2 separate regions of the Mus musculus genome follow, and region 1 is linked to region 2. The links are chromatin loops, found by intact Hi-C in ENCODE. Cell type or tissue: gastrocnemius. All regions are shown on one strand. Each heading gives the region's core, and the rest is flanking DNA. Links, peaks and the distances in the headings are about the cores only. Region 1 holds the start of 4930478P22Rik (RIKEN cDNA 4930478P22 gene). Region 2 overlaps Cpz (carboxypeptidase Z).

Region 1 (16,355 bases), core at 4,364-12,363, 150 kb after region 2:
TGCTTTATGCTACACACCTGAGGGGCTGCTGGCTAATTGTTCCCACATCTCGTGATCTATGCCAGAAAAATCACAGTGGCTTGAAAGGAGCCTGCTAGGGCTGGGCAGGCAGGTCTACACTGGGCAGTACTGCCCCCTCCTGGAGCAGACCCTTGCTGGATGTCCATATGCGCTGGCCCCAGACACAGTCAATTCTGTTCTGGGAACACTTGCCAATGTGCGCCTCTTCCCACTCCCAACTCCTTCCTGCGATGGTTTGTTTGAATGTCTCATGCCCTGTCCTAGGGTTGCTCAACTTCAACGCTGAAGGCTCATAAGAAAAGCAGGTCACAAGCCCTGTCTGTCACTGCACAAACCCTGTCTGTCATTGTTGGGCCACCGCCACTGTAGGCGTCCCTGAGAGCTTCTCTCCTCTTGCTTTCCCTCACTTCATCGGCTTGGTGGTCACCACCTCTGCTCTGCCCCCCCCCCACAACCTGTTTCTGCTTCATCTTCCAGGGAGAGTCTGCCCTTAGCCTTCCTAGCTTCTGACTGTGCCAGCATGCTAAGGCTGTGTTCCTTCTGCCCTACCATCCCTGTGAACAGGGCTTTCCACTCTCCCTGTAACATCTCAGGACTGTCGGCCCCTACCCTAGGACAGGACCACTTCACGAGTCTGAACTTTTCCCACAAAGCCCCCTTTGCTGTGGCTGAGGATGCATACCCAGTTGCAGGCCAGGTGTGTTTTAGCCGCCACAGGTAAACACAACAGTGGTTGAGTGGCTGAGGTTGGGGCATCTCTTCCTGCTTTCCCATGCTGGGAGCCTGGCTGTGTACCAGGGACGCTCATGAGAGCCAAGTGTTCAGGTGACCACGTCTTGCCAGGCTGCTGGACAGCTTCTCGTCTGGTAGACTGCCCAGCCCCTCTCTGATGTGCAGAGACAGTCCTGGCTGGAGAGGGTGCAAGGATGAACCTTGGCCTGGTGCCCTACAGCTCACGAAAAGCTGAGCAGAACCACTGATTGCAGCATCTTCAAGCTATTATCATCACTGAGGAATGGCGTGCAGCTGGTGCTGACCTACCAGCAACCAGGAGGGAGCATCTGCCTGTGCCTCTAAGCTGGTGCTCTGTTCTCCTTGCACAGACTTTAGGACTCCCAACAGCAGCCTCCAGTTTACAACCAAAGCTTCCTGACTTTCCTTTGACCCAGCATCCCATGGCGATTTACTCAGTGATGCCAGAGTCTCTGGGGTTCTGCCTTGCCAGGTGCAGCTCTTAACTTTGCACCGGGGAGAACAGAGAAGTTAAGTAATGTGCTTGGGTTGCTCAGCAGGATGCCATGACATCATGCTTAAAGCTTCCACCCTCCTGATTAGAGAGATCTAGTTCTTCCTGCACGGGGTTTGTCCAGGACACAGACTCTGCTCCAGCCCCTTCCTGGCCCATCCATATCCCAGGGTGGGAAAGAGGGATTGGGGAGTTGAGAGTAAGGCTGTTACTGGGTTAGTCCAATGCAGATGGAACCATGGCAGTGACTCCCACCATACAGGAAGTAGCCAAGGATCACCTATGTTTTGCCAATGAAAGAAATGGCCTGTTTTCCTTAGCAAATTGACACTGCTGTGGGTTACCTGGTTGGTGTGGGACCAGTAGTGTCAAGAAATCAGGGACAAAGATGGAAACTTTCTTAGAAAGATTGGTATGTGGATGAGGAGCTGGCGAAGGTGCTGGGCCTGGGTGTTGAACAGAAGTGAGTGGCCCTGTGCTATTGGGATGCAGAGGCCCACGGGGCCCTTCCTCATGTCAAGGGTATGGAGCTCCGGTCACAGGACTGCTCAGGCTGCAGGGATGAGTGTGAATGCAGAGGTCTGGAAGAGCTAGATGCTCTTCAGAGAGTTGACAGGGCTCCAAGGTGCTGTGAGAACTGTAATTTGCTAAGACAGTTCAGAGTGCTTCAATAAAGCAAGTGAGAAAGCACAGACTCCTGGCTTGGCTCACATCAAAGATACCACACTGTCAACTTTAAATTTATCTCTTAAAGAGCTGAGAGGAAAAAAAATTAGGTAAAATGGCCGGAATGTGCAAGAAAGCCAGTCACTAAACAATGAAGCCAAGAACAGCCATCCCAAGGAGCGAGGAAAATAGGTCTCAGATCTACGCTGCTGCCGTCATTTCAGAGAAGAGGTGCCATGCAAATGCTGTGAGGAGTGGCTCTTGGATTGATAGCCCCGTCAAGAGTGGGTCCAGGGAGGAAAACACAAACTTTGTCTTTTACTTTTATTTTTTTATTTTTTTTTGACATTGCCATGAGTTCTGAAGCTAAACGCAAAAACAAAACAAAACAAAACAAATTGTTTTTCTTTTCCTTAACCCCTCCCAAAAAAAAAAACCCCAACAATAATCAAAACCAAATTTACACCAGGCTCCCGAGGGAAGGAGATAATCTTGCTTGTCTTTGTATAGAAAATGATATCGCAGGCTCGTCGTGGGGAAAAGGCGGCTCGGGATCAGACAGACAGAAAGGCAGCAAAGACAGTGCAAGCCCCATTTTTATTACCTGCCAGACTGCTAATAAAAATCACATGTTATTTTTTCCGGGTTTTCTCCTTCCAATATCCGTGCTATTTGTCAATTGTGAGGAATGTGTCAATTCTGTGATTCTCTCCGCTTGTAAGCAAATACGCACCTTTGTTCTCGGATTTCACTCACACTGCCCTGGTTTCCCCTCCAAGGGACCCCGTGTGCCTGCAAGTGAGGCCCAGGCATCGGGTGTCTGAAGACTGCCTTGGGGCATCTCTGAGCATCAGGTAGCCACTAGGGGTAAGCACCCTTCAGAGCTTAGGGCAAGTTTCAGTGACCCCTTCTGTGTCCCTGCACCCAGCAACCACAGCCCATCAGTGCTTCTCACAGTGTTCCCCGTGGACATCGGATGGGACCTTGCTTGGAGGTCTCTGAGGGTGATGAGCTCAGTATCTCCTGAAGATGCTCCTTCAACAGGTGGATGGACACGTCTGCCTTACCCAGGATGCACACTGACTGCAGGAGGTGAACGCCAGCCTGAGTCTCCGGACTTTGGTCCTTTAAGGGTTTCAGGCACCATGGCTTTTGATTAGCCTTTCGTTCCCACAACACTCTGGAAAAGCAAATAAATGCTGGCACTCTGGGTGGAGAGTCAACATCAGGCAAGAGAGCTCTGTCCCTTCCAGTGCTGCTCTGCATTGTCCGCAGATCCTCCACCTCCGGGAGTAAAGGATGCTGACGGGTCTTCCCCCAGGGCCGGAGCAGGGCTACACAGTCATGAACACAACCCTCATATCACCTGCCCAGAGTCCTGCTGTGTGACATAATTCAGACGTGACAGGGCACCCCGAGAATCAAAACCGGCTCCTTGTGGGGTCTTGTTTACTCGGCTGAGTGGATAAGTCTGAGCAGTAAATGCCATAAAAGAATCACTTTTCTATTTCTGAGCATGGCCGTCAGCGTGATGGGGTTTTAAGTGGTTTGCTGGACCTGCCCCGTGCACAGGAGAGAAAGCCACATGCTTGTGGGGCATCGATTCCCTTTCTCCTTCCCCGTCTCCCCAGAAGAAACCTCGCCCACTGCACGGAATCGGCAGCTTTTCCTGCCAAGACCTTCTCTCCTGACCATTAGTAAGCCACCTCCCATCACTGGCAGAAGCCACCAACCTGCCCTGCCCTGCCCTGCCCATACCAGGTCACAAGGAAGGAGTCTCCTCAGCACACTAATGCTCAATGTCCCACATCCAGCATGCAAAAATGTCTGGAAAACAGAATTCTGAGGCAGGTGTTGTATCTCAGATGCAATCACACTGGAGCAGGGTATCCCAAACCCAACACAACTATTATACACACACACACACACACACACACACACACACACACACACACACACACACACATGCATGCACATACGCACATGCATGCATGACTACAGAAATGCCAGGGGAAGCTAGCTTAGCTAGGAAGCCAGGCTCTTTCCATACTGTGACCCAGGGCACCAAGTCACCTGTTCCGCTTGCTCCAGGAATCTGACACATATTGCTTTGACATAGGACCAATAGCTGGGTGACTAGCATTTACAGCCCAGATGGAGGTAAACGGAGACCAATTTCCTTAGATTTCTTAAAGCAGCAGTGCTTTACACTGGCAGAACTGTGGGCAGCCTAGAGCTTGGTGCCTGAGGCTCTCTGAGCAGCTTTTGGATCCAGGTATCCAGTGCCTTGAAGTGTCTTTCCCCATGGCTGTTACTATGTGCTGAGAATTCCCCCTGTGGAAAGGTGCAGGCAGCCAGGCCCTTGGAGGTCACCTGTGTGGGGATGCATGGATGACAATGTGTCTGACAGATGAGCACCTTTGAGCTGATGGATGACACATCCCCTGGGGACCCTCCTTCTCAGCAGTCACTCATAACTGCAGCCATGCTTCAGCCACATCAGTGGAAATACTGGCCCTAGGACTAGGGCCCAGAGCATGTTTTGTCTAGAGACATTCAAATGTCCCTCTGTGCTACAGTGTGACAACTATGCCCTTCATTGAGAGCATGAGGAGGTTCCCACAGTTGGCTGTCTCATGGCTGGGGTCTTTATTAATTCCCCGTGTGACATTGGTGACCATAGCCATGAATCCTCAAGACAGCTGGTCTCTTCTCTCAGCTCAGCTCCAATCAGTGCCTTGACTTTTCAAGGACAGAGTCCCCACCCCTCTCTAGGGCTTTGTAGGATACCCCTGACCTCCCGTTCTACGCCTTCTACACACATGTCCTTCCTGTGTGTGATGGTGTCCTGCCTCCTCCAAGGGCTCCAGCAAGGTTTGATCTCCTTCCTGGCTTCAAATCCCACTTGTTCCGAGAACCCCAGATTTCTCCAGGCTGTGGATCTGTGGCTGGCGCCTCCCCATCCTCAGCTGTCACATTGTTTGTTACAAAACAGCCTTTGAGTTTATATCCTGTGATGATTCATGGTTTTCATCAGTTAATGGAAACCAGGCCTCACCTCATTTGACATCTTTCTGCAGGGGTGTCCTGGGAGGGAGGGACTTGGAGGTTCCCAAAGAGCCAAGGGACAGGAACTGGGGTTCTGTGGTCAACAGCAGATGCCCGGAATCAGACCAGCAGTTAAAACCCAGCTCTGCCACTTGCCAGTCTGTGACCTCCAACAAGCCACCTGACACAACTGGCCAACTCACCTGTACAGCGAGGACATCAGACTCAGCTCAGATCCTAGATATGACCAAAGAGGTGACACTTAGCAGATTCTAGATAGACTAACTACCAAAGACAGAGTTTACAGGTAGGGTATGATAGATCACAGACAGGACCAGAGGCAGAGTGTAGACAGACAGAACAACAGATTTCAGACAAGTTCCAATAAGCAATGTCTAGAGCCAGCTGAGGCAGGGTAGAGAGGGACAGGACTGTCACTGGAACCATGTGGCTTTGTACAGTATCTCTTTGCAGCCCCTCAGAGTGTTGCTGTGGTGAGAAAGACGACCCTGGAAAAATGGGCAGAGCACCCCTAGGTGCTCCATCTGGCCCCCACTGGAGTGACACAGTCACAGACCTTAGGAGGCAGATGGAGTGAACTATGGAAGCTAGGGGCTTGCTAGGCTCTCATGGCTGTGCTCAGAAGTGGGATTTAGATGTGCTGACCAAAAGGGCTCTGGGGATATAGAGAACATAGATGTGTAAGAGCTAGCCTGGAGACAGTGTACAGAATGGTCCATGCCCAGGACACATAGGTGACTCCATCTTAGTAACCCCATCAGGCACCATTCGGGGACCATACTAAGTGCATACCTGGTGGCTGCCTCTCTTTTATTTCCATAAAGTCCTGTGCCCAAGATCTTCAGCTCAGGATGAGGCTGGGGGATGCTTAGAGTTTTATAGGATGGAAAGTCAACCCGCCTCATCCCAGATACTCACCTTGAGATCCCACTGCTGTCTTAGTCTCTCCTTGCTGCAAAATGACTTCTGCCAGGCTGGGACCTGGCAGGATGGATCAGCAGCAGCATGGCTGTTAGCCTGGGAAAAGAAGGAGACCCAGAGTTGTGGCTGTGTGGGACAAGGAGCCGCATGTCCTGGTATAAGAGTTAGGAGACCCAACGTTCAGCATCCATCTGCATAGTGGGTCATCTCGGGGCTGTGGGGAAAGTGCCTGCCATGGGGAAAGTGCCCGCCATGCTGTGTTGAGGTTTAAGAGCCAAGGTTTTTGACCTTGGATTGCCTCTGCCCTGAGTTCCTAACCACCTCCTCTGCCCTACTTAGAACATGAATGAAATCAAGGCCTCCCTCTGGTTTGTGTTGGGGCAGAGGTGTGGTGGTGGTGGTGGGGGACAGCACTGCCTGCATTATTCATGGCAGCTTCAGAACTCCCAGATCCAGTTTACCTTTAAGAAAATGGGTAGAAGGTGGGTGTGGTGGCGCATGCCTTTGATCCCAGCACTTGGAAAGCAGAGGCGGGTGGATTTCTGAGTTCGAGGCCAGCCTGGTCTACAGAGTGAGTTCCAGGACAGCCAGGGCTATACAGAAAAACCCTGTCTCGAAAAACAAAAAACACAAAACAAAACAAAAAAGCAAAAACCAAAAAAAAAAAAAAAAAAAACCCAACAACAACAAAAAAGAAAATGGGTAGAGGCAGGCATGGTGGCACAAGCCTTTGATCCCAGCACTAGGGAGACAGAGGTATCTGTGAGTTTGAGGCCAGCCTGCTCAACAGAGCTAGTTCCAGGATAGCTAGGGCTAAACAGGGAAACCCTACCTCAAAACAAAACAAAACGACGACGACGACAACAAACAAATAAACATCAAAGCAAAACCAAAAACCCACAAAGAAATAAAATAAACCAGGTAGTTAACACAGGCAGTTAAGGCCACGGTGGCTTGAACCAGCTGGAAGGTGAGCAGACACGTTGGGATGACTCTGAGGGCAGGAGAGGTGGGAATCAGGACCTCCTGGATGGACAGAAGGGTTGAAAGTGGGCTTGAGTGTACCCTGAATGCCAGGCTCTGGGACTGAGATATACAGGGAGCCCCACCCCCTTTGGGCCTGGGTGGCACTTAGGAAGTACTACATGGTGAAAGGCCAAGGAGCTTGGCAGAAACTGCTGCTTGCTGACTCCCGGGCATAGCACTTCACAGTATGTAGAAAGCCAGGAATGCTTGGCTCTCAGCACCTGGCTCAAGGAGGGCCAGACTGGTAAGTGCTGAAAGGAAACCTTGAATGGTCATATTGTATGACTTCTTTGCGTGACAGGGGCTATGCCCGCATTTGAGATTCTGCACACTAAGATGACAGACAGAACCCATTCACTTACCAACTTGTAAGCCTCCCTATGAGACCTCCAAGTTCCTGGTCCTCTGTGCCAAGTGGGTTCCAGCCCAACCTCCCCAAAATGAATGCTGTGGGCTGTTTGTCTTGTTTAGGCTCTGGCCCAGGGTTGGGCTTGTCTACCCTGAATTCATTCAACGTCCCTCTCAGGGGCTTTTAGGTTCCACAGAGGTAAGAGCCCAAGGACCCTCAGCCACAGAAGCCAGTGAGTGAAATTGAGCCAGGGACAAAGACCCCCAGGCTGTAGACAGGAAGATATACTCAGGGATCAAGATGGGTAAAGTCTGTCTCTTCTCATCTTAGAATCCTGGGTCCCCAACCTGACGTGGTAGACAACGGGACAGTCTGCTCCAGGAGAGCTCTGGCATCCTGGGTTCAGACCTGCCTAGGAGGCTCAGGTCCAGGCCTGCTCCTTCAGGATATCTGCCTAACACTCACATGCAGAGTCCCCATAGCAGAGTCAGTCCAGATGAGGGCTTTGGATTCCAGACTTGTCCCCTGTCCAGCAGTCAACAGGATTCTCAGTAGGCATATGTGACATAATGGTGCCACCCAGTGGCCACCTCCAAATTGCATCCATGAGCTATAGGCAGGAAACCATCAGAATTGGGCAGGCGCCCCCTGCTGGTCAGCAGACTCATCGACCAGCTTTCTCTGTGCTTTAAGATGGGGATGAGGTGGGTGAAGAAGGGCTGGCACCCGTGATCTGCACCTCCCAGAACAGACAGATTTAGTAAATAAAACCACAGGCCCCGTCTTAGTTTCTTTTCCTGTTTTGCAATGAAATATCAGACAAAAGCAATTTAGGGGAGTGTTGGTTTTGTCTCACAGTATCGGGGCACGGCCCATTATGTTGTGCAAGTCTTGGTGGCAGCTGGTCACTTCACTTTCAGTCAGGGGACAGAGGGATGTGTTCTGCTCCTTAGCTCTCTTCCTTGTTATTATGCCACCAAAGACTCAAGCTCAGAGAATGGAGTCACTCATATTAGGGTGGGTTTTCGCACCTCAATCCCATCAAGATAATCCCACAAGCATGCTAGGATGCTAACCGATCCCTGGCAGGCACGACTGAAGGTCTGTCTCCTAGGTGATTTCAGATCTTGTCAAGTTGACAGTTGATATTAACTGTCACACATGCCCACCTCTGATGGAGAGGCATGAGGCCCCATTTAGCTGGGCCTGAAACTACCCTTGACTCGGTATCCAGAGTCCATTGTGAGAAGATAGAGGAAGTGGCCATCTTTCAGAGGGAGAAATGCTGTGTGTGTAGCTACAAAGTGGGGACTTTCCCCAGGAATTCTCTGGAAAGAATGCATGTAGACCAGCTAAGAAAGTTGGCCATCTGGCCTATGTGCTGAGAGCCAGTGGCTGGGTATGGATGGGGGTCGGGGAGAGAAATCAGAAAGTCCACAATGTCTCCAGTGGGGCCATCGGGAGCATTATCAAGGGCCAGGTGACAGTGCAGGTATCTGGAAACAGTGGGAACCAGAGGAGAGACTTCGGGGAGAGGCAGGGGTGCTATGGGTGGGGCCCGGGGAGGCAGAAAGGTGGGGAGTGGAACAGCTGGGGGTTTGTGTCAAAGTCTGGTACTGTCAGGTTGTAGAAGGAATGGGAGTCCCAGAGGATGCCTGGGTGAGTCTGACAGAGTCCAGATTGGGGGTGGTGGTGCCTGGGGCAGGTGGAGTGAGGGGTGCTGTCATATATAACTCACAGTAGGCTGGCAAAGAAGCCATGCTATTCAAAGTTGCCTATGGGGAAGATCTGGGCTTGGAGAGGCAGGATTGGGCTGTGTGGTATCATTAAGGGGAGTCTGCTAGCTGCAGAGATCCCCAACACTCCAGTCCCACTGGGCCCACTGGGCTAAAGCCAATGTGGCCAGGCTGGTGCCTTTTCTAGTGCAGAGGCTGCTGTGTCTCATGGCTCCCAGATGTCTTCCTCCTGCCCCTGGCACTGGCCTCTTACCATCAGGTCCACACACTATGTCAGGGCACTCTCCCCAGTTCGACACAGCTGGCCAGCACCCAAGAGTCCCCTTTGCTGAGGTCAAGACATCCACACATTCATAGACTCTGGGAGGGATTAGGATTCTGTTGAGAAGAGTCTGGGCCCTGCTCTGAGTTGTTCCTATTGAATACAACAATGTGGTATTGGGCAGGGGGTAGAGGTTGTGCCCTACTCTGTGAGACTCCATTTTACAAGCGACTTTTTACTCTGTTGTGAGAATGGAGGATGATGGCATGTCTAGGTGGGCACATGAAGAGAACCCCATGTATCAGCCTGGGTGAATAAATGACTTAGTCCTGAGTGGGAAGGGAGCCAGTCACCCAATGTGACGAACTGAGACTGTGGGCCCACAAGGGTACAAAATAGAGGAACCAAGGCCAAGAATGTATTGGATACACAAGACCAAGAACCTGAATCCCAGCATATCTATGACAGTGCCTCCATCAGCCTGTCATTCAGATAGACTATTCAGACTGGTTTGGTTATGCATATAGATGCAGCCCATTTACGGGCTGTCAGCCCATTCTCCTGATCACCTGTCTGACCCATAGTTCATATGTTTTCTCCACCTATACCCTGGTTCTGTCTCTTTATCCCTGCAGTTCCCTCTAGTCCATCTATGTCGTCACCCCCATACCCCACTCCCCACTCCCCATTTCCCCATCTCCGTGTTCGGTCCATGCCCCACCTCATTCACAGCAGCAGCCTCTCTGCAGATGGTTTGGATCCTTATCTCATCCATACCGACTCCATTTACATTTCTATCAGCTCGCTTCTGAAATCTTGAGCTCTGTACCATTCTATAACTCACATATATACATACATATGCTCACCGTGTGCTGTGCGATGCAAGCGACAATATTAGTAATTCAGATCAGAATAAAAAGCTGGGTTGGCCTCAATGAGATTCTCAGGAGAAATGGTGTTATTTGCTACATTGCTGCTGTGCCTCAGGACTTGCTGGGGGAAAACTCCAGCTTGTTGGTGTCTCTGATGTAGGGACCCAAGGACAGGCTCCTGGCTCAGCTACTGCTTCGGGGCCTTTTCACCTGCTGTGCCTGTTACTAGAATGTTTCCTCTCACACTCCCAGTTTGTTATCGTGAGAATTTCACTGTGGACTCTTCATTCCTTCTGAAAGCCTTCTGCCACACAACCCCCATCCCTATCTTGTTCTCCCCCCACCCCCACCCCCCTGCAGATTCTCCTCTGTACCAGTCCTTGCACTGTGCTGCAGAGTGTGAGCGCCATGGAGATGATGCTGCATGCTGCAGCCTGGAGGGGTTGCAGCAGCACACGTGACCTGAGGGACCTCTGCATGGGTGTGAGGACTCACAGCTGATTCCACACAGGGAGAACTCCAACACAGACAAGACGTGCATAAGCTTCGGCCTCTGTAGCATCCTTGAACTAGTGGACAAATTTTTAATCCTGGTCCAGGCTTTCTATCCCATCTTTGGCCACTTAGTTCCTGGGAAAAAAAAGACACCCATAACCTTTATATTTACAATAATCCCTAAACAGCACAAGAGCTGGGCCTCCCCTCTATGCTGCTTTCCAATCAATAACCCCGAGGTATTACTATATTTCATCTGCACTGCTCTTAACTCCAATTGGCCAGCCCTTAGGGCCGGACTTTCTTGGCTTCTAACCCATGACATCTTTCTCTTCCTCCTCATCTTCCTCTCCCCTTCATGGTTCTCCTCAAAACCTCCAACCCCCAACCCTTGGAATCCTAAAACCCACTTATGTCTCCTCTACCGAGCTATTGGCTATCTGTATCTTTATTCACCAATCAGAAATCACTCGGGGGCAAGATCAGATAGTGTCACTTGGGTCTCTAGGGCAACCAGGTCTTAAGGAACGAATTTTAGCATTAGACTATAAGCCACATCAGGCCCACCCACTACACTGAACTTCACTGAAACCCTTGCTAAATTAAATGGGCACCACACCGCGGCAGACCTGTAGGAAAGGCTGAGGGGGAAGTCGGAGTCTGGCAGTAGGAACTGGGGGGACTGATGACAAAAACCCATGGCTCAGGCACTCCAGAATCAGCCAGATATGGGCTGCCCCACTGCTGTGCATGGCCTTCAATTGCTTTGGGGATATAAGGGGTTGTGTCAGGAATAGAATGTAGGCTTTGGCACCTAGGGGCAGAGCCTCACTGAAATAAATAATAAATAAATAGGAAAGAACACAACTGCTCCTAGGTGTGGAGGAGAGAATTTATTGTAGGTAAAAGGGAGAGCATAGCCAGAGGCAGAGACATCTGACAGAGTCCAGAGTGGACGTGACCAGGCTGAGCTGGGCCATGTGGGGGAAGGGCAGCCTAGTTCCTGGGCTGGAGAGTTCAGAGTAAAGGTCAGGTTATGCTAGCAATACCCTGTAACAAGTAGGGACTAAGGGATGCTGGGAGAACCTGACAGCCAAGGTCTGCTTTGGAATGTTAAGTAGACCTCAGCCATTTGTCCCTGCTTTGAAACTTAACACTCCCCTAAAGTTCTGAAGGTTCTATGTGTGGGATGTGGCTAAGTGCTTAAGCAGAAAGAACCTCGGAAAGCTCCTTTGAGTACCCGAGGCACAAGAGGGGGGAAGCTAGTCCCATAGAAGGAGGAGGGTGCCACACTCCATCAGCCATCCCTCCCTGGTCCCACCAGACCTGGGGAAGCCAAGGAACTGCCCTGCTCTGCAGGCTCTCCTGCTGAGTGTCCTGGCTTCATTTCTGTCACTGTGATAAAATACCCTAACAACAAGCAACTCAAGGAAGGAAGGGTTGATTTTAGCTCACAATTCTCGGTTACGGCCCATCAACTTAGAGGAATCAGAGTGGCAGGATCTTAGAGCAGCTAGTCACACCACTGGTCACACTACATTCAGTCAAGAGCATAGAGAAGTGGATGCATACGTGTGTGCTTGCTTGCTTGCTTGCACTTAGCATTTCTGCTGATAGAGTCCAGGAGCCCCTCTGCCTAGGGGACAGTGCCGACCACAGTGGTCTGTGTGTTCCCAAATTGGTTAATAATCAAGACAGGACAACCCGATGTAGACAATCCGTCATTGAGACTCTCTTCTCAGGTGAGTCTAGGTTGTGTCACACTGACAAATGAAGCTGACCACCACAGTGGACAATCGTAAAGTGTTTTTCAACTTCCAGTCTCAGTTCCACTATCTGGTTTCCAGGGAACCAATCAGATTTTCAGTCTTGGTGATAGCTATCTTTATTCACTGAGCCATCTCACCAGTCTACCATTGGGTTTTGAAACTGTGATTGTAGATTAAGTGCCTCATGACAAGGTCCTGAGCACCTGAGGGACAGAACATGACTACTATCCCAGCCTCCTGGGCATAGGAATAGGTGGACATGACACAGATTGAGACAGTGCTGCAACCAGGGCATGCCACCACCAGAACCCAGCTATCCTACTGCAGCAAGTCCTGAACATTTCAACACAGCTGAAGCACAAGAAAATGACCCAAGTCCAACTTTGTGAAGATAGAGGTCCTTAGAGAGGAAATGAATAAATCCCTTAAAAGAAGTCCAGGAAAACACAAACAATTGGAGGAAACGAATAAATCCCCCCAAGAAAGCCAAGAAAAGCATACAGGTGAAAGAGATGAGTAAAACTATTTAAGATCTGGAAGTGGAAATAAAAGCAAACAAAAATCAAAACAAAGCAAAAACAATCCACAAACTGAGGGAATCCTGGAGATGGAAAATCAAGGTAAGTGGACAGGAGCTAAAAACACAAGCGTCACCAACACAATACAAGAGATGGAAGACAGAATCTCATTCGTAGAAGATACAATAGAAGAAACTGATATATCAGCCAAAGAAAATGTTAAATCTAAAAAAGTTCTTGATCCAAAACATCCAGGAAATCTGGATGTTATTAAAGAATAATAGAAATAGAAAAAAGATAAGATTCCCAGCTTCAAGGCCCAGAAATTATTTTAACAAAATCATAGAAGAAAATTTTCCTAACCTAAAGGAGGACATGCCTATAAAGGTGCAAGAAACTTACAGAACACCAAATATATTGGACCAGGAAAGAAAGTTCCTTACCACATAATTAAAAAAACCCACTAAATATACAGAATAAAGAAAAATATTAAAAACTGTAAGGGGAAAAGGTCAAGTAACATACAAAGGCAAGCTCATTAAAATTACACCTGACTTCTCGATGGAGACTCTAAAAGCCAGAAAGGCCTGTACAGATGTTCTGTAGATGGAAAGAGACCACAGATACTAACCTCGACAACTATATCCAGCAAAAGTCTCAATTACCGTAGATGGAGAAACCAAGATATTACACAATAAAATCAAATGTAAACAATATCTAACCACAAACACAGCTCTGTAGGAACTATTCCAAGGAAAACTCCTACCCAAGTAGGTCAACTAGACCTATGAAAACACAGGAAATAGATAATCTCACACCAGAAAAAAACAAAAGAAGGGACACACACACACAGAGACAGACACAATACTACCACCATCAAAAAAACAGGAATTTAGCAATTATTGGTCATTGATATTGTTCAATTCAATATTAGTGGACTCAATCTTTCAATAAAAAGACACAGACATGGATGTGAAAGAGACAACAGAATGGATGTGAAAATAGGATCCATTGTTCTGCTGCTACAAGAAACACACTTTGAGGGTGGAGAGATGTCTCAGAGGTTAAGAGCACACTGGCTGCTCTTCCAGAGTTCCTGAGTTCAATTCCTAGCAACCACATGGTGGCTCATAATAATTTGTAATGAGATCTGGTGCCCTCTTCTGACATGCAGGTATACATGCAGGCAGAGGACTGAATAGGTAATAATTAGATAAAGCTAAGAAAAGAAAAGAAAAGAGAATAAGAAAAACATCTCAACATCTGACATTACCTCAGAGTAAAGGCTAGAAGAAGATTTTCAAAGAAATGATCCTAAGAAACAAGCTGTTACAGAATTCTAATATCTAACAAAATAGACTTCAAACCAAAATGAATCAAAAGAGACATCAAAGGAAAGATTCACCAAGATGATCTTGCCCCAAATGCAAGGGCGCCTACCTTTCAAAAGGAAACTACTAAAGCTTAAATAACACATCAGCCCTCACATATTGATAGCGGGAAACTTCAATACTTTCCCCTCACCAGTGGGACAGCCCATTCAAACAAAAACTAAACAGAGAAACGGTGGGGCTAACAGATGTTATGAACCAAACGGACATAGCAGATGTCTACAGAACATTCAGCCACTTCATTGAACTTTCTCCAAAACTGACCACATACTTGGTCACGAGTAAAGTCTCAACAGATACAAGAAAAAAAATGGAATAACACCCTATGTTTTATCAGACAACCATGGATTAGAATTGGATTTAAGTAACAGAACAGAAAGCCTAAAAACTCCTCATGGAAGCTGAACAACTCTCTAATGAATAATTCCCGGGTCAAGGCAGAAATAAAAAAAGAAATGAAGGACTTTCTAGAATTCAATGAAAATGGACACACAGCATATTCAGACTTTTGGGACACAATGGGAGTGGCACTCGGAGCAAAGTTCAAAGCACTAAGTGCTTACAGGAAGACATTGGAGCAATCTCATCCTAACAACTAACAGCACACCTAAAAGCTCTAGAACAACAACAAAAAAAGTACGCTCATCCAAGAGGAACAACTGGCAGGAAATAATCAACCTGAGGGCTAAAATCAATAAAATAAAATAGTAGAAATCAAAAACAAAGAGAACAATGCAAAGAATCAATGAAACAAAGATTAGTTCTTTGAGAAAATCAACAAGATAGACAAATCCTTTTCCAAACTAAAAGTCAGAGAAAGAATTTCCAAATTAACAATATCACAAACAAAAAGAGGATATAACAACAGACCCCTAGGAAATCCGAAGATTCATTAGATTATACTGTAAAAACTTGTACCCCACAAAATTAGAAAATCTAGAAGAAATGGATAATTTTCTTGATATATACCCTGTACCAAAATTCAATCAAGGTCAGATAACATCTAAGGAAATAGAAGCAGTCACTAAAATTCTCTCAACCACAACAAACAAACAAAAATGCCCCATGAAGGGCCAGAAAGTTTTAGTGAAGAAATCTACCAGACTTTCAAAGAGAGCTAATGCCAACTTTCTCAAATTATTCCACAAAATAGAAGGGACATTGCCAAATTCATTTTATGAGGACACAGTCATCCTGATACCCAAACCACACAAATATTCAACAAAGAAAAAAATCACACACCAATTTCTTTCATAAATATAGATGCAAAAATACAAAGCAAATCCAAGAACACATTAAGAAGATCATCCACCACGATCAAGTAGGCTTCCTTCCAGAGATGCAGGGATGGTTCTACATACCAAAATCATACCAAAAAAAAAAAAACTCTGAAAAAATGTACACAATCATTTCATTAGATCCTGAAAAATCTTTGGTAAAACCCAACACTCCTTCAGGATGAAAATCTTAAAGAGACCAGGGATACAAGAAACATGGCTAAATACAATAAGGCAATTTACAGCAAGCCAATAGCCAACATCAAAGCAATTCTACTAAAATCAGGAGCAAGATAAAGCTGTTCTCTCTCTCTCTCTCTCTCTCTCTCTCTCTCTCTCTCTCTCTCTCTCTCTCTCCATATATATGTATATTCAATATAGTACTTGAAGTTCTGATAGAGCAGTAAGACAAGTAAAAGAGATCAAAGGGATACAAATTGGAAAGAAAGAAGTCAAACTCTTGCTATTTGCAGATGATATGACAGTACACAAGTGATCCCCAAAATTCTACCAAGCAACAACTGATAACCACTTTTAGTGAAGTGGCTGGATACAAGATTAACTAAAAAAAGAATCATTAGCCTTTCTATACAGAGTGAGAAAGACTTGACAAATAGACTGAGAAAGAAGTCAGCACCCTTCACAATAGCCACAAATAATATAAAAAACCTTGGGGCAACTCTAAAGAAACAAGTGAAAGACTTGTCTGACAATAACTTTGAATCTTTGAAGAAGAA
Region 2 (16,355 bases), core at 3,447-11,446:
GTCCTTGTAACAAGAGGAGAAACAGAGCCAGGCCTGCCAGGTGCATTTTGAGAGGACTTAACTTTGTCCCGAGGCTGGGATATTTCACATGGTTCTTGTGAGCATCTCTCCTTTGGGCCTGTATGAGGCTGGCCCCCTGCTTTTGCAGGGCCAATTCACTGGCCTCATCATGCATCCCCTGGCAGGGCAGGCTGCCTGCTCCCATTCTGTGGGTGCCATTGTCATCCTAGACCATTTTCTGGCAGGTAGCTGGGTGCAGTTGCTTCAGAGTCCCTTGCTGTGTCTCCATGGACCCTGCTTGCCTCTGTCTTTGTCTCCCCACAGACTGGGTGCTCCATCATTGCAGGCCCTGGTCTTAGGTGGTATCTACTTGGGCATGGGTCATCATGTGACCTGCTGACTCTTCTTCTCCAGCCACCTGTGTGGACCTGCATCTCAGGACCTGTGCGGATGCCGCCTATAACCATACATCGTTCCCCACACCGCTGGAGCACCGGTCGTGGGAGGCAGTGGAGTCTAGCCCTGAGTACATGCTGTTGGGTGTGATACACTTTCTCCTGGAGGGTCAGTGCAACCCTGACCTGCGGCTGCTAGGGTGCTCTGTGTTGGCCCCCCGATGTGAGGGAGGCCACACACAAAGGCCCTGCCGGCATGTCTGTGAGGGCCTTCGGGAGGCCTGCCAGCCGGCCTTTGACGCCATCGACATGGCCTGGCCCTACTTCCTTGATTGTGCCCAATACTTCGCACCAGAGGAGGAAGGCTGCTATGACCCTCTGGAAGAGCTCCGTGGTAAGGGAAGGCTTTGGGGGTACTCCAGGCTGCACATTAGCTCTGGGAGTTACAGTTTGGGCAGGCAGGTGTCAGGGCTCCTGCATCTACAGACTTGGAGGGAAGGGCAGCTTATCAAGAGGGAAAAGTGTCCCATCCATGCACACGAAGGATCCTATCCGTGGAGAGGCCTATGTTCAGCAAACAAGTGAGACATGAGCAGGGTAGACAGAGTGACCAGCTATAGCCACCTTCAGAACTGCATCTCACTGGCCATGTTCCCGCGCAGGGAACGTCTCAGCAGACTTTCTGGCCAACGCTGAGCCTGAAGGATGATCTGAGTCACTCTCCAGGCACAGTCTGTTGGACGGCAGGAGATGATGAGGGCCGACCTGTGACAGAGGAATGAGCTACATTGAATGCTAGTGAGCGGCTCATCTCAGGAGGTGTGTGAGTCACAGAGGGCTGCTTGGCGCAGTGCCTTAGTGAGCACAGCTCTGTCTGTCCCTGTCTGCACCCTTTCACTCGAGTGGTGAGAAAGATGATCAGTACCCACCGTGCCACCCTGGCCCACAGAGTTTTCTGTTCCTGGCAGGAGTCGCCAGCCATGCTTCATCTTGCTTTGTAAGCCCCTCGTCTTCTGTTGCAGTCAGAAAATGGAGGCCCAGAAAAGGAGATAGAACAGGGGCTTCCGTTGGAGTCACCCCGGCCAGCCACTGGTAGATGGGCTTGTTTGTACAGCCTCATCTATTGAGTGCCTACTGTGTACTGAGACGTAAAGGCTGTTGGGGAGGGTGTAGACCTAGCAAAGCCTGTGTGAGTGCCTGCCAGGGGGTGTACCATGCTGAGCCCAGTGTTGGAGCCTGGTCCTGTCCTGGAGAGGGCAGGTTGGGTTCAAGAGCAGGCGCAGTGGGCTCTGGCCAGCAGGAGTTGTGTTCACAGTGGGCTGAGGTGTGGAGGTGGCAAGCTAGTGAGGAGAATGGAAGCCAACCTGCTCTAGCTGAGCCTGCTGCCCCAAGAGAGCCCAGGCACTGGAGAGGGGATATTTTGAAACCACCAAATTGTTGGGTTCATCTGCTCTTTCTCTTCACCAACCATTTTGAGCAAAAAGAAAGCCACAGTAGAGACAACATTAACTCTTTGTGGCCCCGGTCGGCCTGTAGGGACCTGCCTCAAGTTTCTTCAGCCATCAGGGCTGAGGAAAATCCCCAGGGCTGCTAACCACTAGGCTTCTTCTCTAGAGAGGTAAAGGGAAATGGGGCAGGGGAGTCAGGTGTGATGGAGGTCACACTCTGACCAACACTGTCCCAGCCCCTTCTTCTTGTTATAGAAACATTTGGGTGGAATCTTAGCAGACTATGGACTGTGGGGAACCACTCTTAGCCACGCTGCCTGGCACATGTGAGTGTTGACACAGAATAGACCATGGTACCAGCAGAGAGGAAGACAGAGCTGTGTCAAGGCCCCGATGGCAGGGTCATGTCAGACAACCACTGCTTAGAGGCGGATGACAGCCTCTCTTTGATTTCTGTAGGTTGAGGATTCCTGGTGCGCCTTCTCTTGAACTCTGCCTTTCATATTTGAAAGCCCCCATTCAGACACCCACATCTTACTGTCACTTTTACACTGGAGTGGAGACATGGTCCATATGCATCTCCTCGGTCGGCACTGTGGCTGGCTGGCTGGCTTGTGGCAGTGCCATCCAGGAGGCCTATGTGTCATCCCATCCCCCACTTGTACAGCAGTACAGTGGGATTGGGGGTGAGGGTGCTGGCCAGGTTGGTGATCTGTCTGTACCATGAGTGGGTATTCAGTGCACACCCCAGCCTCAGTTCCACTTCCTTCCCCAGGAGAGCTGGATGTTGAGGAGGCCCTGCCCTCTGGCCTGCCACCTACCTTCATTCGCTTCGCCCACCACTCCTATGCTCAGATGGTCCGAGTGCTGAAGAGGACAGCGGCCCGCTGTTCCCAGGTGGCCAAGACCTACAGCATTGGGCGCAGCTTTGAAGGCAAGGACCTGGTGGTCATCGAGTTCTCGAGCCGCCCAGGCCAGCATGAACTGAGTGAGTGACCACGTGAGGCCCAGGTGTGATTCCGCCCCTGGGAACAGGGTGCAGACCTACTTAGCCTTGGGGTGCGCGAGCTGGGGGTGACTATCTGCTGCCCCCCCTCTACTCACCCATGACACCTGCCCACAAGGACAGTATTAAAAAGGATTTCTCCAAGCTGGGCATGGAGAACTTAAAGGTGGCTGTCTTAGTCAGGGTCTCTATTCCTGCACAAACATCATGACCAAGAAGCAAGCTGGGGAGGAAAGGGTTTATTCGGCTTACACTTCCATGCTGCTGTTCATCACCAAAGGAAGTCAGGACTGGAACTCAAGCAGGTCAGGAAGCAGGAGCTGATGCAGAGGCCATGGAGGGATGTTCCTTACTAGCTTGCCTCCTCTGGCTTGCTCAGCATGCTCTCTTATAGAATCCAAGACTGCCAGCTCAGAGATGGTCCCACCCACAAGGGGCCCTTCCCCCTTGATCACTAATTGAGAAAATGCCTTACAGTTGGATCTCATGGAGGCATTTCCTCAACTGAAGCTCCTTTCTCTGTGGTAACTCCAGCTGTGTCAAGTTGACACAAAACTAGCCAGTACAGTGGCATATACCCTTTAATCTCTGCACTTGGGAGGCAAAGACAGGAGGATCTCTGTGAGTTCAAGGCCAGCCTTGTCTATATGAGTTCCAGGACAGCCAGGACTACATAGAGACCCTGTCTCAGGGTGGGGGTGGGGGAAGGGTTTCTCCAGAAAAAACATATCACTTGAGTTCAGGAGATTGGACATGAGTTGGTCTCATCCCAACAGACACTTGTCTGAGGAGACTGAGTTATAGCAGGAGAGTAAGTTACCTAAACAGATGACAGTGTGGAGACTCTGTATTCAGGAAGAGGGCAAGGTTTTCTGAGAGATTGGAGGCTGGAGGGACTAGGGCAGGTCATGGAGGGGACACTGGGTCAATGGCCAGTGGTTGACAGAGCTTCAGTCCTAGCTCCTTAATGTGGAATTTGTCACCATCACCACCACGGTGGCCCTGCAGTCTTGTGAGTCCTGGGCCTGCTCAGGTCTGGGTCCTGGTTTCTTTCCCTCTGCTCTGCTCCTCTCTCGAACACAGTTTGCTGAGCCTGCTTTGAGTTTTGGAAGATGCTAGATGCCTCAGATCCTTCAGGGATTCCTTGCTATGATGCAAATTAGGAATCAAATTTTGTTACAGTAATTACTAGTGGTTCTGAGCTGGAAAAGAGACACCAAGCTGACTGTATGTAGGTCTCTAGAATGTTCTAACAGAGACTTGGCTTGGATCGTCATCTCCTGTGTGAATAGGACATGGTGACACTGGAAGTCCCTATTCCCAGCACCGAGAACATCACTAAGGCTGGGCCTCCCTTGGTCCCATGCCCCTGACCATTACCCCATTGCCACTTTGGTGTACTAGGGCCCATCATTCCCTCCAGTTCCAGAAGTCTCTGAGTCTGTGCACTTAGGAGTCTGCTGGGGTGTCCACCCCCACCCAGCTTTCACCTAGCTGGACTAGGCAGTGTGAACATTACAAGCTCAAAGGCCTGTCTCTCATGGGGCCAGAGGTCATCAGGTCACATCTGGCCTCCTGCAGAGACATGGACATTTCCTTGTTGTTTATACCCTGGTATGTGGAGTCTGAAGGGCACGGACATTCATGCTGACAGCTGAAGGTTGCTGGGCCAGACAGGTCGGGTAGGAGATTCTGTTTTCCAATGAGCAATGTTAGATCCAGCACGTAGGGGTGACTTTCCCATGGCCACATTAAAGAAGGCTGCCAGGCCTAGTCTAGTGTTTCTGTGAAACAGCCTTCATCCACTCTTTCGCTCATCAATCCATTCACCACTCACCCACACCTGCCCTTTCCTCTGGCCATCATTCATTATTTTATTCATTCACATGTCCATCTATCCATCCATCCATCCATCTATCTATCCATCCATCCATTCAGACATTTGTTTTTCCATCCAGCTATCCACCCACCAGCTCATCTATCCAACCTCCTAACCATTTATCTATTTATTCATTTGTTCTTCATCTTCTGTATATTTAACCACCAGCTCATAATCTATCCATTCACCCATCCATCCATCCATCCACCATCCATCCACCTATCCATGCATCCATCCATCCATTCACCCACTCATGCATCCATTAATCCATCCACCCATCCACTCATGCATCCATCCATCCATCCACCCACCCATCCATCCATCCACCCACCCATCCACCCTTCCATCCAACCACCCATTCCATCCAATCATCTATTCCATCCAATCACTCATGCATCTATCTATACATCCACTCATTTATCCACTCATCCATTGATCAATCCATCCATCCATCTGTCTGTCCATCCGTCTGTCTGTTCATCCACTCATCTCTATCTATCCAGTCTTCCATCTATCCATCTAATCATTCATGCATTCACTCAACCTTCCCTTCCAGGGCCAGCCGTTTCACCTATTAAGCACTAATGTATTTGACTTTTTGCATAAACACGGGCCATAGATGTCAATAGAAGTCACACAAATCAATGGTACCATATATTATCATAGCATTCTTTACTTATGCTAACAATTGTGGCTAAACATAAGAAATGAGCTCAAGAAGTGAGTGTCTAGATAGCTTCATATGCCCAGAGACTCTCGAGTCAAAGCAAACACTAGTACACCCGGCACACCCTTGCTAAGCCCTGTCTGTGAAACAACACCCCACATCACCGTTTCTTCCTGCAGTGGAGCCTGAGGTGAAGCTCATTGGAAACATTCATGGCAATGAGGTGGCCGGACGGGAAGTGCTCATCTACCTGGCCCAGTACCTGTGCTCGGAGTACCTGCTGGGCAACCCTCGCATCCAGCGCCTGCTGAACACCACCCGCATCCACCTGCTGCCATCCATGAACCCTGATGGCTACGAAGTGGCAGCTGCAGAGGTGGGAGTTCCCGCTGCCTTCAGAAGGGCTGCATCCTCCCGCACTCTTAATCTTTGACTTTACTCATCATTGTTGAGGTTCTGTTTGCAGCCATCTCTCTAGGTGATCAGGGCCAAGCAAGCAGTGGTCCTGCAACATTCTGCCTGCTGGATGAGCAGAGCTGTGATGTCTTGTTTTAGGACAGGGCTGGGGATGTAGCTCAGTGGTAGAGTGCTTGCCAAACATGGAAGATAAGAAAGAGTCCCAAGGAGAGAGTGCACTGGTGGAGGACTAGGGAAGCTCACTAGGAGGGACAGAATGACATGGGCAAGAGTCAGTGGAGGCAAGAGGCTATGCAGGGGGCAGGTGTTCTACCCATGGGAGAATACTTCCAGACCATGATGCTAGGGGTGAGAGAAAGGCCATGTGGAGGCATAGGAGGTGGGAGGAAGGGTAAAGGTGAAGCCATAGGAGCCATGGTCCCGCTTGAACCTCAGTCCCACTGAAGCCTGAGCTGGGAGGCGTGGGATGGGAGATGTTGATCCTTGTCTGGGCCCTTGTGTCCAGGGTGCTGGATACAATGGCTGGACCAGTGGAAGGCAGAATGCACAGAACCTGGATCTGAACCGCAACTTCCCTGACCTCACGTCAGAGTACTACCGGCTGGCCTCGACTCGTGGTGTGCGCACAGACCATATCCCCATCTCACAGTACTACTGGTGGGGTAAGGTAGGAGCTGTGTGGCCCCTCCCTAGGGAACTGGCCCTGCTGAGCCTCAGTATTTGACCTGTAAGGTAGGCCAGGCCCTTGTTGGGGGGCAGTCACAACGTATTGAAAGCCTCAGTGTCCAGCAGAGACATCATTAGTCTGCATCCTGACCCAGACACTTTCCCAGAAGCCCTGGGTTTTCCCTCAAGAATGAGCTTGGCAGGAGCCTTCCCCTCTGTAGTTAGTGTAACCTGCCTTATGTCAGGACCACTGCTGAAGCTAGTGGGGCCTACTCAATGCAGGCACTGGACAGACAGGAGCTGCAGGGGCAGGGTGCTCCTCAGCTTCCAGGAGAGGTGAACCTGACCAGGAGGGGCAAGGTGGGTTCCAGGCCGAAAGGCCAGCAAACACTCTGCAGTGACCAGAGGGAACTGTAGTGGCTGGACAGGAGTTCTGTTGGGTCTGGGGTGGGTGGGAAAGGCAGATGTTGGGCGGGCAGCAGAAACGGCAGAATCTTGAAAGCAGTGCTCGAATCCCGGCAGGTGGCCCCCGAGACCAAAGCCATCATGAAGTGGATACAGACCATTCCCTTCGTCCTCTCAGCCAGCCTGCATGGCGGCGACCTGGTGGTATCCTACCCCTTCGACTTCTCCAAGAACCCCCATGAGAAAAAGATGTTTTCTCCCACACCAGATGAGAAGGTGAGAGATGGACACTGTGCTCAGGCTGAGCAGGTCATTTCTGTTCTAGCTCATAGGCGTGGCGGAACCCTCAGGAGTCCCTTTGCTCGCTTCCCTCACATCCAGGAGATGCCCTGTCAAGCAGAGAGCAGTCTTCCTACTCAGTGTCCTCAACCTTAGGGAGGAACTCTGGCCTTGTGTTTTGTCTTTTATGTTGTTTCAGATTGTACCAGCAGGGGGCAGTGCTACCACATGCATGGTGCCCTTTGGGCTGGGAACTGGGTTCTCTGCTTGGGTTCCAGCTTGGGTGCAGAGGTTAGGGGCGGGGCTCTGTAAGGCCCCTGGTTTCTTAGGACTGTTTTTTTTTCCACAGTATGTGTGACCGAGTAACATTGGAACACTTCCAGCTCTTAAAGTTGCCATGCTATGCCACCCAGCCCTGTTTGTTACAACAGGACAGGAAGCTTATCTTTCCCTCTTGTGGCAAAGAAAGCTGGCAGAGGGAGGGGAGGGGAGGGGAGGGGAGGGGAGGGGAGGGGAGGGGAGGGGAGGGGAGGGGAGGGGAGGGGAGGGGAGGGGAGGGGAGGGGAGGGGAGGACTCAGCAGTTCCTGGTGTTCCCCAGGCCTGGGGCCAAGCCTCCATTCTCTCTTATATTACTAGAGGCTGCAAGCTCCTGTCCCAGGTGGGGCCTGTGCAGGTCTGAGCTAGGCTTGGTCTCTAGTCAGGTCTCCTGGCGAATCAGATAGGTGCAGGGAGCCTGGCGTACCTTCAAGGGCAGTTTTCATTTCAAACCTAGGGGAAGGGACCTGGAGGTAGGGACCATCAGGACGGACAAGGACCAGACTCCAGGTTCCCTGATCTCTGAGCAACTTGGCCAGGGGAACAGCTGTCCCTGAGCCCTGTTGGACACTTGTACACCATACTGATCTTACCTAGAACCTTCCATGTTTCTGGGTCACAATGGCGGAGGAAACTTCTCCCTCCTACTCTGTCCATGGAGGAAGACAAAACAAAACAACACAGCAAGCAGGGACAGGACGGTCAGCATCCATGACGAGTGCCAAGGCTGGGGCACAGTGTATGTAGCTGTGTGTGGATACAGGTGGATTTGCATTCATGTTTGTGTTTGCATATACCATTGGGAATGTATGTATATGCCTGTGTTCCCATGTGTCAGGAGAGGAACCCCAGCCTGGCTTAGACTTAGAAAGGGTTTCCCTTGGGTTGCAGCTTCTCTTAGTGGAGCACAAGGGCAAGGATGAGGTGGAAGGATGCTTCAGGCACAGGCTGTCAGAGACCTCTATGCAGCCAGACCCAGCTCAGTGCCAGCCATGCCTGTATCCTCTGGCTTCTCATCCCCGAGTCTACCCATCAGCTTACACACTCACTTATCCAGTCATTCACCCATTCACTCATTCATGCACCCACTCTCTCCCCGACTACTTCATTCATTCAATCCTTCACTCAATTATTCATTCACTCATTTACACTCATACATTTGCTTGCACACTCATTCAGTGTGGGGTCTCAGATCGTGTCCCTCCTTAGAGCAAGTGCACCCCCTGGGTGGGCAGGCATACCCCAAGCAGCAGGAGGCCCTCCATGCCCAGCCTCTCAGCCTCTGTGCTTGGGGATGTCTGTAGCAAGGAGGTTCACCTCAATGGGTCCCACTAGAGTCAGAAGAAATGAGTCTGCTCCCCAGACATCAATCCTCAATCAATAACGGTGCAGCCTGCAGCCAGTGGCAGGCTCTGTGGAAACCACAGTCTCAGGAGAGGTGGGGAGAGTGTGTGAGGGAAGGAGCTGTCTGGGTGTCTCAGGGGACATCTTTGCCAGTGTTCTATCCTGCCAGGGAGAGTCCTGGGAGCCATGCTCACAGCCCCCAGCCCTTCCTACTGGCCACAGTCCTAGGAGCCAGCACTGCTGCAGCTCACCAGGGCACTCACCAGGCAGTTGCTGAGTGGTGGGGGTGCTGTGCCTGGTGACCAAGTTCCTAGGTCTCTGTAGTTGCTTTGCTCCTTCCTTCCTTCCTTCCTTCCTTCCTTCCTTCCTTCCTTCCTTCCTTCCTTCCTTCCTTCCTTCCCTCCCTCCCTCCCTCCCTCCGTCCCTCCCTCCCTCCTTCCCTTTTTTTTTTTGTTTTTTTGTTTTTTTTCAAGACAGGGTTTCCCTGTATAGCCCTGGCTGTCCTGGAACTCACTTAATAGTTGGAACTGGAACTCGGAAATCTGCCTGCCTCTGCCTCCCAAGTGCTAAGATTAAAGGTGTGTGCCATCACTGCCCGGCCCTTCCTTTCTTCTTCCCTTTCTGTTTTTTTGAGACACAGTTTCTCTGTGTAGCCCTGGCTGCCCTGAACTTATTCTGTAGACCAGTCTGGCCTCAAATGCAGAGATCTGCCTGCCTCTGCCTCTGCCTCCCGAATGAGGGATTAAAAGCATGTGCCACTGTTCCTGGCTCCGGCTGCCATACTTCATCTACATTCCTCATGTCTGCACCCCTCCTACCCACATAGCCTGCAGACAGGCCGCGCCTCTGTACAGCCTTGCTCTAAGCCAGGCCTGAGGCTCACGTGCCCAGGATTATGGGGACGATGACTATAGCTTCCTTTCAGCCTTCACCCACAGGACCATGGAGGAACATGGGATGATAGCTCCAAGGCAGGGATGAGAAAGAAGAGTGGTAGGGGGTCAGACAGTCCAGGTACCGGACCTAACCTTGGAGCCCAGCCCGCGTTTAGATTGATGGGGGAGGGCTGCAGAACACCCACCTTCCTCCTCCATCTTCATCTTCAGATGTTCAAGCTTCTGGCCAGAGCCTATGCTGATGTCCACCCCATGATGATGGACAGGTCGGAGAACAGGTGTGGGGGCAACTTCCTGAAGCGGGGGAGCATCATCAACGGGGCGGACTGGTACAGCTTCACTGGAGGTGCGGCCTGAGCAGGGGGGTGGGTGGGGCCTTCCTCAGCAGAGCCCTGGCACTCTCCGCAGAGTTAGTCAGCATCTGCCTGGAGAAGGGGAACTGGGATGACTGGTCCTGTGACTTCAGCAGTTACTGTTGAATTTATTTTATAATCAGCTTTTTATATAAGCCCTTGCTGCTTGTTAGGGGTTGAACAGGGCTGTGGGGTGCAGTGGCAGAGCCCCGGGGAAGCTGACATCTCAGGGCAATAGAAGACTTTTTGGTTCTGGGTAACAGGTCCTAATGGTTGGGATATATTTACTGTGTAAGATATTAGGGTGCTGTACTCTAAGGCTTCCGGGTTTTCCCAAGCTCAGCGTTCACCGGACCTCTGAGTCCTCACTGGCTGCTGTGTGCTGGGTGAAGGTATCATAAGTGCACTGTGGGAGACACATGCTATGCACACCCTGAAGCACCCATTGAAGCCCCTTCCCTAGCAACAGCCCCCTTCACCTGATTTCTGCTGTGCCCCAGCACCGGTAGACCATTCTGCACTGGGCAAGAGAGCAAGGGACAGATTCACAGGCCTGTGTTGGCACGGCTGGGGCTTGCTCACCCTGCAACTCTGTGTCCCACCAAACCTACTCAGGCGGCCAACAGCTACTGTCCTCATGTGTTCCAAAGCTACTATTTGATCTTGTCACGCTGCCAGGGACTAGCACATGCCATCTTCTGGGGCATGAGAGCTTCCCTTCTTTCCAGGCTTCAGGTACATTGGTTCCCCAGATGGCAGACAAGGGAGATCCTACTGTTGAGGCTGAATGGAGAGATCCATAGGCTTCCTTCCAGCAGCTGGCAGGGCCACAGAGCAGAGGTGGCACCCGTGAGGACTGTGGCAGTGGTAGCTCCGACAGCAGAGCTCAGAAACACAAAAGTCCTTAGAGCTGGGGGGGGGGGGGGACGACGACATTGTAGTCCTCCCGACTTCCTCTCTGGGAAATGATCAGGTCTCCCTGGACTGCTGTTAACTCTGGGCAATTGTGTGCTGTGGTCATTGTCAGACTCCTTGAGGCTGTAGGCCCAATAGCTGGGACACAGAGACCTGTGAGGTGCACTGGCTAGTTTCTCTGGGAGAACAAGATTCTGCCACCCACCTGTCTGAAATCAAGTTTACCTCTGTGGCCTGGTCAGGGCCTCTACTCCTGACCTCAGGGTTATGCATGGAAGAACAGTGGCTGTGTAAATCACCTCTTTGTGCAAAGTGGTGCTGGGCCTGGAGTTTTGTGCCTGCCACAGGCTCTTTGCCCTTGACACTCAGCTGCCCACCCCACAGGTATGTCTGACTTCAACTACTTACATACCAACTGCTTTGAGATCACTGTGGAACTGGGCTGTGTGAAGTTCCCCCCAGAGGAGGCGCTGTATGGCCTGTGGCAACAGAACAAGGAGCCCCTACTCAACTTCCTGGAGATGGTGAGCCCCACCCACTGGAAGCTTCCCATGGTGGGGAAGAAGTCCAGCTTCTACCCTTAGGCTCTGTCCTCTTGGCTCTATCTGGGGCTCAGTGGAAGCATAAGTTGGTGACTTCTCTGACCATCCATTCAAGACTGGGGCTTCCCAACCATATCTCTTCCCTCATATCTCACAGGCATGATTGCCAAAGGGAACGTGGGGGCCTGGCAGTCTTTTGGGGGTACTGGCAGTCTGGAGGGGATGCTGGCCTGCCTCCAAGCCCCGGGAGCTATCAGGAAGCAGTAGGTGAATTAAGCTGAATCTTGACGGAAGAAAAACCAGGCAGGAGCGGGTACTCTCTGAGCAGAGGGGGTGCAGTAGGCGACTCAGTGAGGCACTTGAGACCTACGGGGTCCCTTCCCGAGACTGGAGTGAGGGTAGTTGTAGGAGTGAAGAGGACAGTATGTATGGGGGTGGGTGGGTCTCAGAGGTGATGATTCTGGGATACAGCCTGTTCACACATCAGAGGTCTGCAGGCTGAAGGGTAGACTGCCCAAGAGTACCTGCCTATCTGCATGGAGCTCATCTGGACTAGGTGATGGGGTGATTGAAAATACATCCTCAGAATCCTCCATTGGATCCTGGAGCTAGAGTCTGCTGGGTCAGAGGAAATAGGTGCCTGAGCCAATGCCTCACCCGGCACAGCTCACACAAGTGCTATAGAATAATGACGAGGCACGGAGAGCTATAGGGAGATAACAGCTTTGGGGACATCAGCACATTCAGATGCAGGGTGGCCTTGACAAGTGCACAGTGCTCCGCAGTTGGTCCCGCCCCTAGATGGCCCTGCCCTAGGCAGCCCCACCCCTAGATGATGAGGCCCGAGAGAATGATCACTGTGGCCACAGAGGCATGTGGCTATGCTGGGGGGTGGGGGGAGCAAGAGGAGTGGCCATGCAATGGCAGCTGCCTGGAGTTTAAGTTCAGACTTTGTGTCCCCAAGTTCGGTCCTTGAGCCCTGTTTATTTTCTGGCGAGATCAGGAATCTTCCACCAGGTGAGACCAGCCAGAGCCTTGCTACAGCAGCAGCTATGGGAAGAAGACAGCCCCAAGTAGCACAGAACATGGCCACTGTTTTCTGTGGTAGCTGGCACGTCATTCAGGCAGGGTGTGTCTCATCCACAGGCAGGGCCTGGGGCAGAGCTAGGTGCTCAGGCTATTCTGTGGTCGTCTGGGGAAAATGAGTTAGAAGGGGCTTTGGTGGGACTGGGATCGCTCCGTGGATATTGTACATGAAGTCTCAGTGTATGAAGATTTAATGGCAGGCAGAGTGGTGGCCAGTCGCGCAGCACTTGGCTTACCCCGAGACAGATGACCCCCAGGAAAACGGGCTTGGATCCTGATAAGGATCAGGTCTGTCAGGGCCAATTGAGGTCACTTTCACAGTGATCCTGAGCAGGCCCAGGGGTGGGGGGGTGGAAGAGGCAGAGGCAGAACCAATTCCTCCTGCTGCTCAGCTCTGGGCCCCAGGGTGGCAGAAGAGGACCCCAGTTGAGGTGCAGATCAGAGACTAGCCAACTGGAGGGAGGGGCTCCCGTGGACAGGCCCTGAGACACAAATGCTCACTCAGTAAAACCCAGCAGGGAGAGAGAAGCTAGGCTATGGCGTCATCAGGAATGACATCTTAGAGGCTGAGGAGTGAGGGCTTCTGGGAGTGGTAGAAGGGGCCAGTCAGTGCAGATGGCCAGAACATTCTAAGAGGGCAAAGGTGGGGGGGCACAGAGGTCTAGAGGGATACACGCATGGGGGAACCACAGGTTAGCCATGACCACTGGCTCTGTAGGAGTCAGTGTCTTTCTGTGAGTGAGGAGGAGGGAGGGAGGAGCTGGCTGGGTTGGCACAGTGGCCTCCGTACCATCAGTTGTCCTCATCCAACAACTCCTCCTCTCCCTCTACAGGATAGCATTTCTGGTTTCAGCTCCACAGAACAGCAATCCGTGCTCAGGAGCATCCAGGCAGTGGTCACCCATTCAGGGGCAGCCAGCTACCACTTAGGTGTTCATGTCATGAGAGTTGAGCTCCCAGCCTGTGCTAGCCACATCTACATGCCCTCTTTTCCCAAACCTTCAACCCTGTTTTGTTTATTTCTAAACTGTAGAAGAGAAGTGACTAGATTGTTGTGTCTGCCTCAGTGCCTCTGGGAGTCAGGAGGGAGGGTGGCAGCCACTGAGAGCTGCTGGCTCTGAGCAGTGGGGGACTTCTGGGATTGTTGGGTTCCCGACTTTGCTGATCTTAGAAGCACTATGAGCCCTAGGTGTTATTGGCAGCTCCGGCCCCACTAAGATCCATTCTGTAGCTGAGGAAGTTGAATGTGCAGAAGCAAATGGTTTTCTGGGGTCAGGAGGCCCCCTTGTGTGCAGAAGGCACGGGGTGTGGCTGGGAAGCAGAAAGGTCAGTTCATAGTAGGGCTGAGTCTGTCCAGCTTCATGGCTGCCCTCCAGGGGTCCTGGGCTTTACTCTGAGGATACCGCTGAGTGTCTGGTGTGTAGACTGACACATGCAAGTGTAAGTAGTGAGTTGAGGGTTTGAGGACCTGGTCTGTGTCCTCACCAGGCTTCCTGCTAGAACCTCCGCTCAGAAGGGACCGCGAATGCCTTCCTAGGCTAGGGAGGTACAGATGCTCAGATGCACCTAAGGATAGACAGTGGAGGCTGTCCTCAGTGTCTGCGGTCAGGAAGGAAGTGTACGTGACCCTTAGGAAGAGCTTCATTGTCGGTCAAGCAACCCAGAAGGTACGAGTCAGACTGCCAGAGGTACCTCAAACAGGAAACAAGGCCTCAGCTGTACAAGCAAAATCCCAACCCAGAGGCGCCCGGGGGGCACTGGTGAGAGTGACATTGGGGTTAGACGTCACTCTGTACCTTCTCTCTGGTGCCTCTAGGTACACCGAGGCATCAAGGGTATGGTGACAGATAAATACGGAAAGCCAGTCAAGAACGCACGGATTCTGGTGAAAGGCATCCGCCACGATGTCACCACAGGTGAGCCACAGCCTGTGCCCGTCTGTGGGGGAGGTCAGTGCAGGGCTCCCATTTCACCAGCTTCTCTATCCATTCTCGGCCAGCTTGGTTAGGGAGAGTGGCAGCCTGGAGCCACCTCCCTCTGGGAAACCTAAACATTCAGGACCCAAGGTTCATGCTGGGACACTGTGTGTAGCATACTTATTTTGCTTGTAGCTGCGGCAAAATCCTTGATTAGGAGCAGCCTAAGGAGGGAGGGCTCCATTTAGTCTCCTAGTCCATCCTAAGTGAGGGCATGGTGGGAGGCTCTACCTCCCAAAGGTTCCACAGCCTTCCAAAATGGCACCACTCACCGAGCATCAACTGTTCACACACATGGGCATGGGGGACACTTCACATGGAACCCACAGCACCCTGAAAGTTGACTGTGTCTCATGTGGGCTTTGGCTGTCCTTAAGCCTTTCCCAGCTTGCAATCACAGTTCCGGGTGATGGAGAGCTGGCTCTTGCAGAGGACCCAGGTAAAATTCCCAGCACGTCTGGTGATTCACAGCCATCTGTAATTCCAGTTCCAGAGGATTCAATGCCCTCTTCGGACTTTTGAGGGCCCTATGCGTGCGTGTGGTGCAAATACACACATGCAGGCAAAAGATTCAACTGCATAAAATAAAAATAAAATATTTTAAAAGCAATTTTAAAATAGAGACCTATAATGTGGGTCTTGGCAGCACCATTGTCTGGTAGAGGGTAAACTTGCAAAGCCGGGGGACCGGGTGAAGCCTGCCAGGAAGAGGTGGCACCTAAGTAGGGCTTTGAGGAATGAATAGGAGTCTGATGAAGAGGTGGAGGACACTCTAGGTGGAGGCAAATGCTCATCCCACCTTGTGCTAAGGCCCATTTACCCCCATCTGTCATGCGACCTCCTCACCCTGACTGTCATAATTCTGCCTCAGCCTGAAGCCATCTGAGGGTTGTTTCTGTTTTCTTCGAAGCCCCTGATGGTGACTACTGGAGACTTCTTCCCCCGGGTTCCCATATCGTCATTGCTCAGGCCCCTGGCTATTCCAAGGTCATGAAGAGAGTCACCATTCCCTTGCGCATGAAGAAGGCCGGCCGTGTGGACTTCATCCTCCATCCTCTGGCGACAGGACCCAAGAACTTCCTTCCTGGACCTTCGAGAGCTTTACCTCGGTTCCAGGATCCTCAGAGAGAGCCCACACAGATGGATTTTGAGCCCCCCAGGGCTCGTAGGCAGCCAGCTAGTGGGAGCAAGCCATGGTGGTGGGCTTACTTCACATCACTGAGCCCGTACAAGCCACGCTGGCTGCTCAAGTACTAGCACCCCTCTCAGGCCCGACCTTGATGTCCACCTCCACAGCCTGGGCTTCTGCCTGGAGCCTGGCAGCCACAGACATCATACACAGCCTCTGAAGCTTATTAAAGTATGTTCACCCACTGTGATGAAAGGCTCTGTGCAGAGAGGGGAGGAACTGGGCCCTTGCCTACTGGGGGCAACTCAGACTGGGCCCTAGTGGAAAGGACCCTAGGTGGTGTTCTCCCTGCCCCCAGTATAGTACTGGAGCTATCTGGACAAGGCCCATGGGACTGCTGTCCTCTCCTTGAAGGCTGAGCTCCGGACCCTGCTGCTGCAGGTTAGGTGGCCAGGAAACATCTGGATAGGAAGAGTAGGGAGACAGAGGTGATTCCAAGGCTGGATCAAGGCCTCTCAGGCAAAAGAGTTAACACCGGATCCCTGTAGCTTGACTAAAATCTGCCTTTGTGGGGCTCACAGCATCCATGGGGCTCTGATTCTGGGGCTCAGTCTCCTTGGTCTTCTTTCATTCTTA

What was found. Peaks named below come from ENCODE experiments on the same cell type or tissue, not always from the same donor. Only the 100,000 strongest peaks of a DNase experiment are listed, where the experiment ranks them.
Region 1: it touches region 2 in a loop (11-fold over the local background); 35 of 42 quality-filtered maps call a loop at or near these places.

What each region holds. Positions count from the first base shown.
Region 1 is chr5:35,353,600-35,369,954 of GRCm38, reverse strand. It overlaps 4930478P22Rik (RIKEN cDNA 4930478P22 gene), which reads right to left and starts at 8,402. Exons shown (of 4, transcript NR_046060.1): 1 at 7,312-8,402; 2 at 5,921-6,019; 3 at 5,185-5,218; 4 at 2,278-3,113. In gastrocnemius, for the core only: a CTCF peak has its summit at 7,928 (motif pointing left); a DNase peak (open chromatin) is centred at 7,899.
Region 2 is chr5:35,501,827-35,518,181 of GRCm38, reverse strand. Cpz (carboxypeptidase Z) reads left to right here. Exons shown (of 11, transcript NM_153107.2): 3 at 415-789; 4 at 2,619-2,831; 5 at 5,575-5,771; 6 at 6,318-6,479; 7 at 7,001-7,159; 8 at 9,929-10,064; 9 at 11,371-11,510; 10 at 14,431-14,530; 11 at 15,501-15,964. The coding sequence ends at 15,847. Among named protein-coding and RNA genes, the nearest start is that of Cpz, 16 kb to the left of the region's middle. In gastrocnemius, for the core only: a CTCF peak has its summit at 7,373 (motif pointing right); DNase peaks (open chromatin) are centred at 7,382, 7,836 and 10,726.